3 separate regions of the Homo sapiens genome follow, and all the other regions are linked to region 3. A link is a contact called in ENCODE Hi-C or POLR2A ChIA-PET data. All regions are on one chromosome and are shown on one strand. The core of a region is the stretch at or near the end of the contact, and the rest is flanking DNA. Distances in the headings are between cores, read along the strand shown. Region 1 holds the start of MKLN1-AS (MKLN1 antisense RNA). Region 2 holds the start of LINC-PINT (long intergenic non-protein coding RNA, p53 induced transcript). Region 3 holds the start of CEP41 (centrosomal protein 41).

Region 1 (4,140 bases), core at 1,162-3,661, 890 kb before region 3:
GTAAGTAAAGTCAACCCCTTTCCTACATCTTCTGTCACACAGAGAAGTAATATCCTTGCTTGCTTATAGAAGTTCAGAGCCAAGAGTTTTATAATTTAGGCATGGCACACACCAACCCAGCAGACACAATATTCTCCAACTCCAGCTCCATAATACTCAACTATACTCCTTCAAAGAAAAAAGCTTAGATTACTCTTCTAATACTTTACTTTAAATACAAATTATACTGCATTTGTCAATAGAATGTCATAAGGATTAAACAAGATATAGTAAGTGGAAGTGTATGAAAGTTACGTATGTATTAAATACTATTTTATGTATGTACTTGAGAAAATTGCAGCAATGTATTTCTCCAATCTCAAATTGTTGCTTTCTAACTCCAAAACTAGTGTTCTGCCCACTGCAAACCAGGGGCCAGAGTAACAAGACACAAAAGATTAAAGTTGCCATCCCACTAAATCATTTCCTGCTTGAAATGTACTTTCTTAAAATGTCTATACAACAGATAACGCGGATGGTACTTGTGTTATCCAAGCCTCAGGCCTACATCAAAAATTTAAGGAGTGACGTCCTGGAAATACGCTAATTCAAGACCAGAAAAATGTCTCTACAGTTAGATCAAACAATGCCACACCAATTCCCAACTGTCCATAATCCTAGCCTGGGTATAGAAAAAAGCTGAATAACTTCAGATCCAAGAACAAGATAGCCCAGAATATCAGAGGTCAAGTACATAGGGCCACATTTCAACTCCAACTACATGGCTGGACTGTTTATCTGGCTCACTCTCAAATTCAAAGTTGGGTTTCAGCATCAATCAGGGATATGGCCATGAATAGGCTACGCAGGCCAGATCAAACCACAGGTCACTTGGCACCCTTCATTGGGCCAGATCCTACTGAATGCCAACCCTTGACCTGGTGAATAAAATGGGAGGCTGGCAGTCATGACAGATTCTTCCAGTTGCAGCTCCATTTTGAGATTCTTCATTGATATAACCAGTGAAATCAAATTTGGATAAATGTGAAGAATTTCTCAAATACAGATGGAAAACTTACTTGAGTATGCTTCACAGATCTAGTCACTTTTTTGTTTAGTAAAATACTCAGTAAAATATATTATTCATTAATTTGTTTCGTTCATAAAATCGTTTCGGTCCTGTGAGATGGTTAGAGGGACAACTAGCACTTTTCTTCAGGATCTGCACAGATCTTAACCCTTTACTAAGCCAGTTCCTCCACTAGCATGTAAAATTGGAGTTAGATCTGCTCCTCCTTTCAAAGATAAGCCAAAGATAAATAAGATACTATGTAAGAGTATTTTCAGCATTTCAGAAGGAATTTGCTAGAGAAAAAAACACCACCAACAAAAACCTAACAATGCAACTGAATTTTTTTAACACCTAAATCAGGGATCAAGACAAAGCCGGTGTTGAAAATCAAATTCATTAAAGCCAGATGTTTCTATGTTTGAGTTTCCGGACTGGGAAACGTGTCTGTGTCCATACAAACCCATCTTCTAATGAGCCGTAATACTGAAATTCTTCGGTAACGTCCCTCCTTCCCACTCCCTATCTTTTTCAGAACTTCCAGGCATTAAAGACAACGTCTGCCAATCCTACAAGTTCTCCCCGCCTGCTAGGATTCAGATGGATTCCACAACTTTTCAGCCTTCCGTGACTTTTAACACTACTCTAGAGCTAATCACTTTTAATGACCCCACTCTGGAATAGACACTCCTCGGCTTTACACTTTGTCCCGGCAGCAATCGACTGAACTGTCCCCCGACGCCGACCACCTCGGACGACCTCAGACATTCGGGGTAGTTTGCCCGCGGGCAGGGCCCCGCCAACTCCGATTCCTGCCCCAGAGCCGTCCGCCCCCCAAGCCCTCCTCAACCTCAACCCCCAAATCCCAAGCGCAGAACCGCTGGGCTTCCGGTTCTCCTGTGCGCGCCCCGGATCCGCCACACACCTCGCCCCTTCTCCCTGGGCTCGCTCTCCGGACCCTAACCCCTTCCCGAGCGAGGCCGAGCAACGCTCTCAGCAGCTGAACTAAGACTCCGGAGGCCGCACGTCCCCCTCAGCAGGCCCCGCCTGGGCCTCTCGGCTCGGCTGCCCTCCATTGCACCCCTGGCCCAACCGTGCTGACGCGGAAGGGTGGGGCAGCACGAGCTCAAGGCCCGGCACTTACTCGGGAAGGTAGGTGGAGGAAAAGGAGCTCCACTTGTGTAGCGCGTAGGGGAGAAGCCGGCACTCGGGCGCCGCAGCGACAGCTCCGCCAGCCGCCATCTTGTCAGCACCGTAGCGGCCGCCACCGACCGCTGGCAGCGAACGGGAGGAGGGGAGGGGGCGTGGCCTGCTCTTAAAGGGGCCGCCGCCCTCCCCGGCCGCCCGCGCTCCCCGCCCCGCATCGTTACCCGAGCCCAGCGCCGGGCCAATGTCCTATCTCAGGGTTTCCCACGTCGCTCGCTCCTTGACGGCTGACCGACACTGGGTCTGAGGTGTAAGCGCTTTCCAGGCCCTTCCCTGGGGCTTGGAGGGGAATGGCGCAAAGGACTTTTCTTACAAGCAGAGGTAAGGAAAAGCCGAGATGATTACGAACAGAAACACGTTGTAGTTATGGAGCAGGAAGGGAAAATAAGAAGACCAAGTTGGAAAAGGGACGCCTGTGCGCTTTTGGAAGCCACCGCCCTCGCCAGTTTATAAGTCCTTTACGGAAACAACACTGAAGGGAGCTGGAGGGCAGTAGCTAATGTGCTGTCCTCCTGGAGTGGTCCTGGTTTTAAATGTCTTGTCCCCGCCTTCCAGAGTCAGATGGAGACAGGAAAAGGAAATGGTCCCGTGTCCTCCTACCCTGTTTGGTTTGCAGTCTGTGATGCCCTTCATTGTAAACATTTCTTGTGAGCCGCATCCTACTAATCTTGTGGCATTGGTTTGCTCGGGAATGACGTTCACCCACAGACCTGAAAAGTCCTTACAGAGTTGGGAAGCTGCGTGTCATCATTTTTTCAGTTGGCAAATCTGCCCACTTTGAACTGACATAATTGTAGCCTAAAAGTTCAGAGAGAGAGTAGTTCAGGAAAAAGACTATTCCTTCTTCTTAGAGGGAACAGCAGCCCTGAAAACTATGTGGACATCATACCAGCTTCTTACAACAAAAGGTGCACTTGGTCTAAATTATCTGGCAGCTCTAGATAACGTTCTCATCAAGTACCTGTTTGTTGTAGTTATGCATATTTATTCCTTGGCTTAGCCACTGCAGTTACCAAAGAGTATGTCGCTTATTGTCTAAGAGGTTGGACTCCTGAAAGCCTGGACAGTGTCATCATCTTCACCTGAAGAGTGGAAAAATTCAAGCAAAGAGTTTCTCAGGAAATGACCAAGTGAGTCAAAACACCTCAATAATTGTATTCTCTTCCCGTTGTAATCATTAACCTGCCGAAATTCCCTCCAGTCCTTTCCTGACTTCCTGTTTCTATAGATGGAAATTTTAATAGTGGGCTCTACTAGGATATCAAATCAAAAAAGCCAGATAGAAAGGCCAGGCCCGGCACGGTGGCTCACACCTGTAATCCCAGCACGTTGGGAGGCTGAGGTGGGTGGATCACCTGAGGTCAGGAGTTCGAAACCAGCGTGGCCAACATGGTGAAACCCCGTCTCTACTAAAAATACAAAAGTTAGCTGCGTGTGGTGACATACACCTATAATCTCAGCTACTTGGGAGGCCGAGGCACAAGAATCACTTGAACCCAGGAGGCAGAGGTTGCAGTGAGCCAAGATCACACCACTGCACTCCAGCCTGGGCAACAGAGTGAAATTCTGTCTCAGAAAAACAAATAAAATACAATAAAATAAAAAATTACATGTGCTTTCTGTGTTGCAGCAGGTTGGAAAAGCATGTGTTCCTTAAGGGAATGCTGTAACTGTAGTGACTTGGGTCGGGAGCTGCCAGAGACAGTGGGAAAGGGCCAGAGAATGTTAGCCCCAGAGATGATATAGTGGTTATCTTTGAAGAAAATAGACACTTTAAAGGGGAGGAATTAACTCACTCCAATTCCTTTGGGCCCCAGATTTTATAATTCCACTTCTTACCTTAATGTAAGTCAAGTCCTTGTTCTTTTCCAGACATAGTTCCTGAG
Region 2 (4,030 bases), core at 306-2,805, 670 kb before region 3:
CCAAATATAAACCAGTTCTGAGAAACAGGAAGTGAACTGACTGGTCTAGTCTGAGTGTCCCTGGCAGTGACGCAAATACAGAAATCAAATTAGGAAAACAAGATATGTGGGTGTGAGGCAATCGATAATAATCCAGGATGCTACAACATAAGCAAGAATGCCTTTAACCCGATGCCATTCATTTTAATAACACCCTGAGCAGTTTGATTTCCACGGAACACGCTGGTGATTAGAGAGCAGCAGGAGCTTGGGTTCCCTAGCAACAGCATGTGCTTTTGAGACAGTCATTAGCCTTTCAGTTAATCCCATCAACCCCTTACCTCTAAATGTATGACTGACATAAAAAAAATGATGTTTTAGAAAGTGCTTTGAAATTTCCAGGAGTGCAATGGAAGGGAATAATCATAATTAAAAAGTTGTCTGGAGAACTACACTCCAGTGAAGGAAGTAATGTTCCTACGTGCCAAGCCTGTCCGTATATTTCCCTGCTCTCAGTTGTAGGTTTCTGAATCCCCTGTGGCAAAGGGCAAGGGAGGTGAAATTGTTCAGAGTTTCAGGCAGTCTTCTCACCTAAAGTGAGTAGTATTGCAATGTCTCTTGGAATCATGGCTCTGAAGATGAGGAGAGAAGCGGGATGGGCAGTTTGTGTGGTGAGGAGGCTGGCTGCAGGTAGGCTGGGAGGGAATGTCACACATAGTTTTCTTTCTCCTTTAAGCCGAATGAGGTATGCTGGTCAAAGGAACTTGGGGAAGGAGGATGGTGAGGGGAATGAAGTTCTTCTTCCTATTGATTGTTTTGTTGCACCAGAGGCTGTTTGTCCAAGGCCACTGGCCAAGAGCATTATTTTCGTGGCTAAAGTGAGGTTGGGCAGGTTTCCCATCCCTTTCACTAGTTTTGAACAAGACAACCCAGAAAGCGCAGCAAGGCTCTGGGAATATGATGTGGGTTGGCTTTTCCTACTCAGCTGCACCTTAAAGCGCCAGGCCGATGGGCTGATACTTCTCAAACCCTGAATCATTGCCTCCAGCTCTGTCCTGGGTTCAGGATGCACCACTCCACCCTCTGTGTAGCTTGGGGTCAACTTCGGGGCGTCACTCCAATAGTAATTATTGCTGCGTTTGGCTGGACATCCTTATTACGGCCTGGGTCCCTCTCAGCTGGAAACTGGGCTCCTTCAGTTTGGCTGGGGTGACTTCTAGCACTTCCCGCCGCCCCACCTTACCCCCCTGCGCGCTCCCTTCCCAAGGCGACCACCTGCACCGCCCCACTTACCATCTGCCCCGCGGGGAGGGCCCCCCGGGCTAGCGGAGCCCTCCCTGCTCCCGGGCGGCTCTGGAGGAGCTCGGTGTTTGCCTCTAGCCCTTCGCTACCGGAGGATCAGGTTCCTCCCCTCCTCCCCCTCCAGCTCCGGCCGCCGCCGCCGCCGCCGCCGCCTCCTTCTTGCATGACACAGCAGAACCGCAGCTGCTGCAGCAATTTCAAGCCATCCGCCCAGGAAGCGCCGCAACCGGGACTCGGGAGGGGTGGAGGGGGCGAGGCAGAGGCCGCGGCCCCAGGGGATCCTTGGCCCCACTGTGCACCACACACTCCTTTCCCAGCCCAGGGGCACGCGAACAAAATGAGGCTCAAGCTGACCAGGCCGAGCCGGAGGAACGCTGGGGCTTGGCAGCAGAAGGGATGGGACCAGAGAGAAGGGTGTGGAGGAGACCCCAGTGAGGGCCAGGACATTTCAGGTAAAGAGAGGTAAGAAGAGGCCCAGAAGTCAAGGGCCAGACTGTGAAGGTGATTAGAGGTCAAAAGAGGTAAGGAGGTAGAGTTGCAAAGAAGAGAGGCCGAGCTGGGAAGGGCGTGGGGGTGGGGGTAGCTGCAGGGGAGGGTGGGGGGTACAGTCTTTGGGGAGGCCCGAGCTGAGCCCCCAGGCAGAAAAGGGGCTGAGTTGGGAGGCAAGGGAGGTAGGAGGAAAGGGATGAAAAGAATTAGGCATGAGATAGGAAGGTAAAACTTGGGAGAGATATTATAGAATTAGAAGGGTTGGAATGGAGCTCATTCATCATGGCTGATGAAGTAAACTGATGAGGTGGAGAGAGACAGAGTCAAGGCAAGGCCAAACGAAAAGATCTTCCATCCCACTCTTCAGTTTCTTGCGAAGTTTTTCTTGATTCCGCCAATCCACACAGTTTCCTTTATAAAATGGAAAAGCATGAACTAAAAAACCCAGAAATAGCTATCTGGCTTAGATTTACAGGATAAAATCTCCATGTCTGTAAAAACTTTAAGGCAGAAATTTGGGATTTATGGTACAAACCCTTTAAGGGACTGTGAGTCAGTAATACCCACAGCACTCAACATTGTGAGTTTCCACACATCCCTGGACTTGAGTGAGTCTTTCCAAGTGTTTGTTAATGGTACAAATGATGACAAAATTAGTGGTTCAAAAATATTAAAGTGCACATGCTTTTTGCTTTCTCTATGTATACAGAGATTACATATATGTATACTTTCTAGCGTCTAGCAAGTATGGTATGGCTAGGGATAATTATGTTTTTCTGATTATTTTGTTTCCCATCAAACACCCCACGAATTTTACAGCAGACCGCCTTCTTGTCACCATTTGAAAGAATGTGGTCAGAAAAGTAATGCAAAAACTGCCACTTTGGTTTTGTCTGTACCTTCCAGGTCATATCTCCGTACCTCACTTCCTGACACAAACAAGTTTTCACTGTTGTCAGCAACAAAGCCCTAATATAGCTGCGGAAGAGAAAAACTGCATTGCATTTTGCCTCCTGCAAGCATCATCAACAGTTACTGGAGGAACGTAATTCCAGAAAGCTTGAAAGCCGTGGTGATGGTAATTATGTATCAAATGCCTGGTTCTATTTCTGTTATTATTGTTTTGTCATTTCTGTTTTCCCAGCGATCTGACTGAACTCGCAGAGGGACAAATCCAGTTTTTCTTTTTGACTTTTGTCAAACTAAATCAGGCCTGATAGAAAACTCATTGCTCTCCGGGGAAACAAAGTAGGAGCCACGAAATGTCATTTTAACAGAGCGTGGGTTTGGTGACTGTAGGAAAGGATTTGAGGACGCTCCTTCTGTTCGGCTTCCTATGTCATGAGCACAGGCTCCACGCACGCACAGACACCACGGCTCCCGGATGCTGTGGCTCCCCGATCGGGGCTCCTGCAGCGCCAGAAGCCCCTCCGGGATGCTTCGAGGGGCTCCCGGTGGGTGGAGGTACGGACGCCGCTGCGGCCGCCGCCGCCAGTCCTGCTGCTGTTGTTGCTGCTGCAGTCACGTGGGAGCCCCTTTAAGTTTCCATAGAGAGGCCTCTCTGGTGTCACATGATGGACATGATATAATGAAACAACATTGTGGAGAGGAAAGCATTAGGGGAGCCCACGGCTACAAAAACAAGTGAGTGAGAAGAGGTGGGAGGAAGAGAAACTACGCCACCTCCCCTGCAGCCGAGTGCACGCAGCAGCCTGGCGTGACAAGTGGGCGACGCCGGGGGGCAGGGAGCCGGGGTCCTTGGCCCTGGCCGGGGACCCCACCGCCCACCGCGCGGAGGACAACTTTTAGCCGGCAGCCCAGACCAGCGCGGCACCTGTCTCCGGAGTCTCCACCGCTCCTCCCGATTCATCCCAGGGAAATTCTCAAGAATACGCTCTACAAATCTACGTGCGCATCATTTTCACCTCGCGTCGCGCCCGGGAGGAAGGAACGAGGCAAGGAGCTAAAGCAGCGTGCGTTCAGCCCTGGGGTAAGTTCGTCGGGTGGGGAAGCCGGTCCCGCAGGACTTTGGGATGGGAATTTTGCTCTCCTTTGCGATCTCAGGGCGTGAAGAAGGCGTCCCCTCCGCTGCCGGCGGAGCTGATCGGCTGGCTAGTCAATTTCCCCTTAGCACGCCCCGTGCGCCCACCCTCGCTCAGCCCGGGGCCCCCTCGCCGTCCCCCGGAAGGGGTCTGCGGTTCCTGGCCAGGACGTTCGGAAGGCGAGCGGGGGAAGGTAGGGCTGTCGCGGGAACCCGGCT
Region 3 (4,103 bases), core at 942-3,441:
TTACAGGCGTGAGCCATTGCCACCACCATTTGCCTATTTTTTCAAAGTAAGCACTTGGCGTTCGTTTTGATCCAGTTTTGGCATAGCAGGATCCAAAAGGAATCCTAAAGAGAAATACATGATGTTAAAAGTCTTTTGGTTTATAGCTTTAAGCTTTCCAAGGATTCCATTGAGGCCAAATGTGAAGGAAAGGGGTGACTCTTTTAAAGGAGAGTCTCCTTGGACCACAACACCCCCCGCTCCCCACCCGCCGGCCAGAATCAGAATTGAGGGATTGGGGAGGGAACATGTATTTAAATTACCCCACCCAGACACACAGACACACAGTCAGTTGGATCCAAGAACCAGCCGGGTTCTATAATCTCTCTATAATGCTTCCTGTGCAGTCCAAATGTGACAACCACGATGACTAGTGAGGCAAGTAAACCAGATGTTCTCTGGAACAAAAGAGAGACAACCGTACAAAGAAGTGAGCCAAAACACTGAAGAATGGAAGTTGAATGGACTGTTGGACCTACTTGTACTTTCTGCTGTTTTGGCTTTTTGACTGTTGTTCTTTAACTTGATTAATGCATTATCGCCCATCTACTCAGTTCCTCAAGTTAGAGAAACTATAGCCATCTTTGATGAATTTCTATTCCTTGCACCCCTTACCTCTTCTCATGTATACTATTGATTTTACCTACACGTCTTTAAATCTCTCCTTTTCTGTCTTTCTCACCACCTCTGAGTGTAGTCCCCTATCATCTCCCTCTCTCCTTTCCCGTTATTCTATCCATAATCTCTATGGTTACCCACAAGGTGCACCAGGTAAGCATACATTCTAAATACTAATGAATCTAGAAGTTTCTGCTTGCTATGCAAAAGCTTCTAGATTAACATTCTTCCCTCTGCCTCCTTCCAATTTTTTGCAGCCTTCAAACCCTTCCTTAGCAGAGGAGTGAGAGACTGAGAATTTTAGAGGGGTTAAAGAACTGGCAAAGATTATGGAAATTAAGACAAAACTTAATAAACATGAAAGAGTGACATGAAAAGTCCAAGAAGCAGCTGTGGCCAGAATTCAAAATTCTGGTCAAGCAGCACTGACTGGCAACATGATCCAAGGTGTAGCCCTAAGGTTGGGTTGCTGAAGTGCCTAAGAGAACAAGGGCATGTGAGGCCATGTTGTTGAATGGGTCATCTCACAGACCCTGAAGTAGCTCAAATGTGTGCTATTATTCACTAACAGACAACTGGCGAGTATGAACTGCTCAGAGTAACCTTTCTCCATTCCTGGAAAAACAACTTAGAGCAAAGGACAAAGGGTTACTGTGTTGTTCCTTTCATGTAAAAGGAAATAATAATTTTGATGGATTTGGTGGGACATTTAGGAGCCAAGTCAAACTGTGTGTGTAATTGTTTTGTAAAGGTGCTAGGACTTCATTTTCAGATCCGGAATGGGAACAGGTGGTGGCTGGTGGCAGGAGTCACAATGGTTTCCATGACGACGGGATTGGGTCCTAGTCATCCTCCCATTCTCCACAAGACCTACTGCAGCTTTTCTCATAAGGTGCTTATTAAGTATTTGTTAAATGAACGATGAACCACAGAATAGCGCGTGTGCTTTGCAATTAAGGATGTCGCTCTATAGCTAGCCTAAAAGCTTTTAAAGCACCGATAATTACTGTATTTACCCATGTATTTTGCATAATTCGCATATTAACTTAACCAGAAAATAATAAACCATACTCTCCCATTTCTGCTGAACAACCCTGGCCCATATAATATTCCCTGTTGTGGAATCAGTAGCCCAGATGTTTGGTTGAAACGGCCATAAAACGGAGCTGGGGGATGGGGAGTCTTGTGTTGTATTTATGGTTCCACATTAGCTAAAACTCGTGTTTTGTCCCGGCTCTCAAGCCACTGCCCCCGCCCCCGGCTTTGCGCAGGCGCCAGCCTTCCCCTCCCCCCGCGCCTCTCTTCCCGCCCTAAGGCTGGAGCCGGCGAGCCCCAGCCCAGAGAACAAAAGGCCTCGCTAGCCGGCGTCCCGCGTTGCCCTTGGCAACCATTGAGCGGCGTCTTGCCCTTCTGCGACCCTGAGATGAGAGAGTAAACGGGGCCCCCATTGGCCGGCCGGGGAAGACGGGCCAATCGGAGAAGAGGGTATAGGGAGGCGGCTGAACAAGGTTGTGGGGGTAGGAAGCTAGGGTTAGAGGCAACCCGTGAGGCTAGAACCCCGAACGTGGTCGGTTGGAGAAAATATGTCCCTCCGGAGGCACATTGGGAACCCTGAGGTGAGGGCCAGGTCTCGGCCGGAGAGCCGGAGGGGGCGGGCGCACCGGAAAAGGCTCATGTGGGCAGGGAAGAGCAGCCAGCGACTTCCGCCGCCCGGAAGGCGGGAAGGGGCCGGCGTGAGGAGGGGTCGGGATGCAGGGGCGGGGCGGGCCGGGCTTGGGGGCCGCGGGGCAGCGTTCAGGACCCCGTTTTGAGGAGCGATCTCTCCCCGCGTACGCACGCCAGTACTTGTGACTGCGAGGAGCGAAGTACCCAAAGACACAGCCCTTGCCCTCAAATGGCTTACAGTCTCGGAGTGACAGTTACAAAACAGAAAAGACAAAGGAAGCGCTGCACACTAATGGCACGTGTTGAAAGCCAGCCAGCATCTCTGATTGTGGGGATACAGGAAGAGCAGGAGTAAGCTGACCAAACCTTTGGAAAACGGGCAAAATAGGACATTAGGCTTACCCCTCTCTCCATAGGACCCTTCAGTTTCTTCATCTGTTTCACCGCTAGTCCCCTGCTGCATTTGTGGCAGTTTCAACAAACGTTATTGGAAACTTCCACGGTGCAGTAGGTGCTAGACGTACAAAGAAGACAAGGCCTCTGCCCTTTAATAAATTGCGTATAGTGGACCAGGCGCGGTGGCTCAGCCTGTAATCCCAGCACTTTGGGAGGCCGAGGCGGGCGGATCACGAAGTCAGAAGTTTGAGACCAGCCTGGCCAACATGGCGAAACCCCGTCTCTACTAAAAATACAAAAATTAGCCGGGCGTGGTGGTGAGGCGCCTGTAATCCCAGCTACTCGGTAGGCTGAGGCAGGAGAATCGCTTGAACCCAGGAGATGGAGGTTCCAGTGAGCCGAGATCGTGCCATTGCACTCCAGCCTGGGTGATAAGAGCGACTCTGTCTCAAAAAAATAAAAATAAACAATAAATAAATTGCGTCTAGTGAAGGAGCCTGTGAACAGAATTTGAGTACAGTGTGGTCGGGGAGCAAGATGTTACGAGAAAATAGGTAGTACTCAACTGAGGGAGTGAGAGAAGGGTTGTGGAGATGGAAGGGGTGGCAAGGCCATTCATTAGCCAGGTGAAGCATCATCCCGGGTAGAACAGCCCAAGTGAAGGTAAGGAGTGTGTGAACTCAGAACAGGCCCCTGTAGGAGTCCAGGCTTTCTCTGCCTTGCTGAGGTTCTTAGCCTTTATCCCAAATAGGAGTTGTAACTGTTTCATCTCTTGGTGGCTGCCTGGTACTAGGCTGAGAAAGCTGTAAGGCTGAGTCTAAGCCCTGCAAGAGAGCCATGGTCAATTGGTAATGTCTAAATGCTGCATGATCTCACTTATACGTGGCATCTTAAAAAGTCCAGCTCATAGAAGTAGAGAATAAAATGGTGGTTACCAGAGCCTGGAGGGTGGGGGGAAGGAGGGCAGAAATGGGAAGATGTTGATCCAAGGGCACAAAGTTACAGTTAAACAGGAGGAATGGTTTTTGAGATCTCTGGCACAGCATGGTGACTATAGTTAATAATAATTACAGCAGACTCATAACCCCCAGTAGAAAATCCATGTACAACTTTTTACTCCCCTCCCCCCTGCAAAAAAACTTAACTACTAATAGCCTACTATTGACTGGAAGGCTTCCTGATAACAGAAACACTTGATTAACATATTTTGTATCTCATATGTATTATGTACTGAATTCTTAAAGTAAGCTGGAGGAAAGATTATTATTAAGAAAATCATAAGGAAGAGAAAATATATTTACTATTCATTAAGTGGCAGTGTATCATCATAAACATCTTCATCCTAATTGTCTTCATTGCTAAGGGGCAAGGAAAAGGAGGGGTTG

What was found. A loop is a pair of places that touch in the nucleus more often than their neighbours do. ChIA-PET counts read pairs that join two places held with the same protein, here RNA polymerase II (POLR2A). Pooled maps may share reads with other maps.
Region 1: a loop to region 3 is called in a pooled map, with 4 times the contacts of the local background. The contact joins the promoter of MKLN1-AS here to the promoter of CEP41 in region 3. A Hi-C loop is called at or near these places in 1 of 37 single-sample maps with no recorded cell type and 7 of 50 pooled maps. POLR2A ChIA-PET finds 5 or more read pairs at or near these places in 1 of 52 experiments (activated CD4-positive, alpha-beta T cell).
Region 2: a map with no recorded cell type shows a loop between it and region 3 (6-fold over the local background). The contact joins the promoter of LINC-PINT here to the promoter of CEP41 in region 3. A Hi-C loop is called at or near these places in 3 of 37 single-sample maps with no recorded cell type and 7 of 50 pooled maps. POLR2A ChIA-PET finds 5 or more read pairs at or near these places in 1 of 52 experiments (activated CD4-positive, alpha-beta T cell).

What each region holds. Positions count from the first base shown.
Region 1 is chr7:131,326,050-131,330,189 of GRCh38, reverse strand. MKLN1-AS (MKLN1 antisense RNA) reads left to right here and starts at 2,411. Exons shown (of 6, transcript NR_125364.1): 1 at 2,411-2,575; 2 at 3,255-3,384. MKLN1 (muskelin 1) reads right to left here and starts at 2,314. Exons shown (of 18, transcript NM_013255.5): 1 at 2,193-2,314. The coding sequence starts at 2,290. RefSeq lists enhancers at 1,396-1,972, 1,979-2,278, 1,973-2,549 and a silencer at 2,329-2,488.
Region 2 is chr7:131,107,450-131,111,479 of GRCh38, reverse strand. LINC-PINT (long intergenic non-protein coding RNA, p53 induced transcript) reads left to right here and starts at 1,555. Exons shown (of 8, transcript NR_170176.1): 1 at 1,555-1,743; 2 at 2,677-3,760. It also overlaps a transcript of MKLN1 not described here. RefSeq lists silencers at 1-49, 1,200-1,349, 1,430-1,479, 3,537-3,596, 3,617-3,666 and enhancers at 1-308, 2,703-3,554.
Region 3 is chr7:130,439,104-130,443,206 of GRCh38, reverse strand. It overlaps CEP41 (centrosomal protein 41), which reads left to right and starts at 2,191. Exons shown (of 11, transcript NM_018718.3): 1 at 2,191-2,273. The coding sequence starts at 2,241. It overlaps LOC105375505 (a long non-coding RNA gene), which reads right to left and starts at 1,453. Exons shown (of 3, transcript XR_927973.3): 1 at 519-1,453; 2 at 318-437; 3 at 1-104. RefSeq lists an enhancer at 1,751-2,505.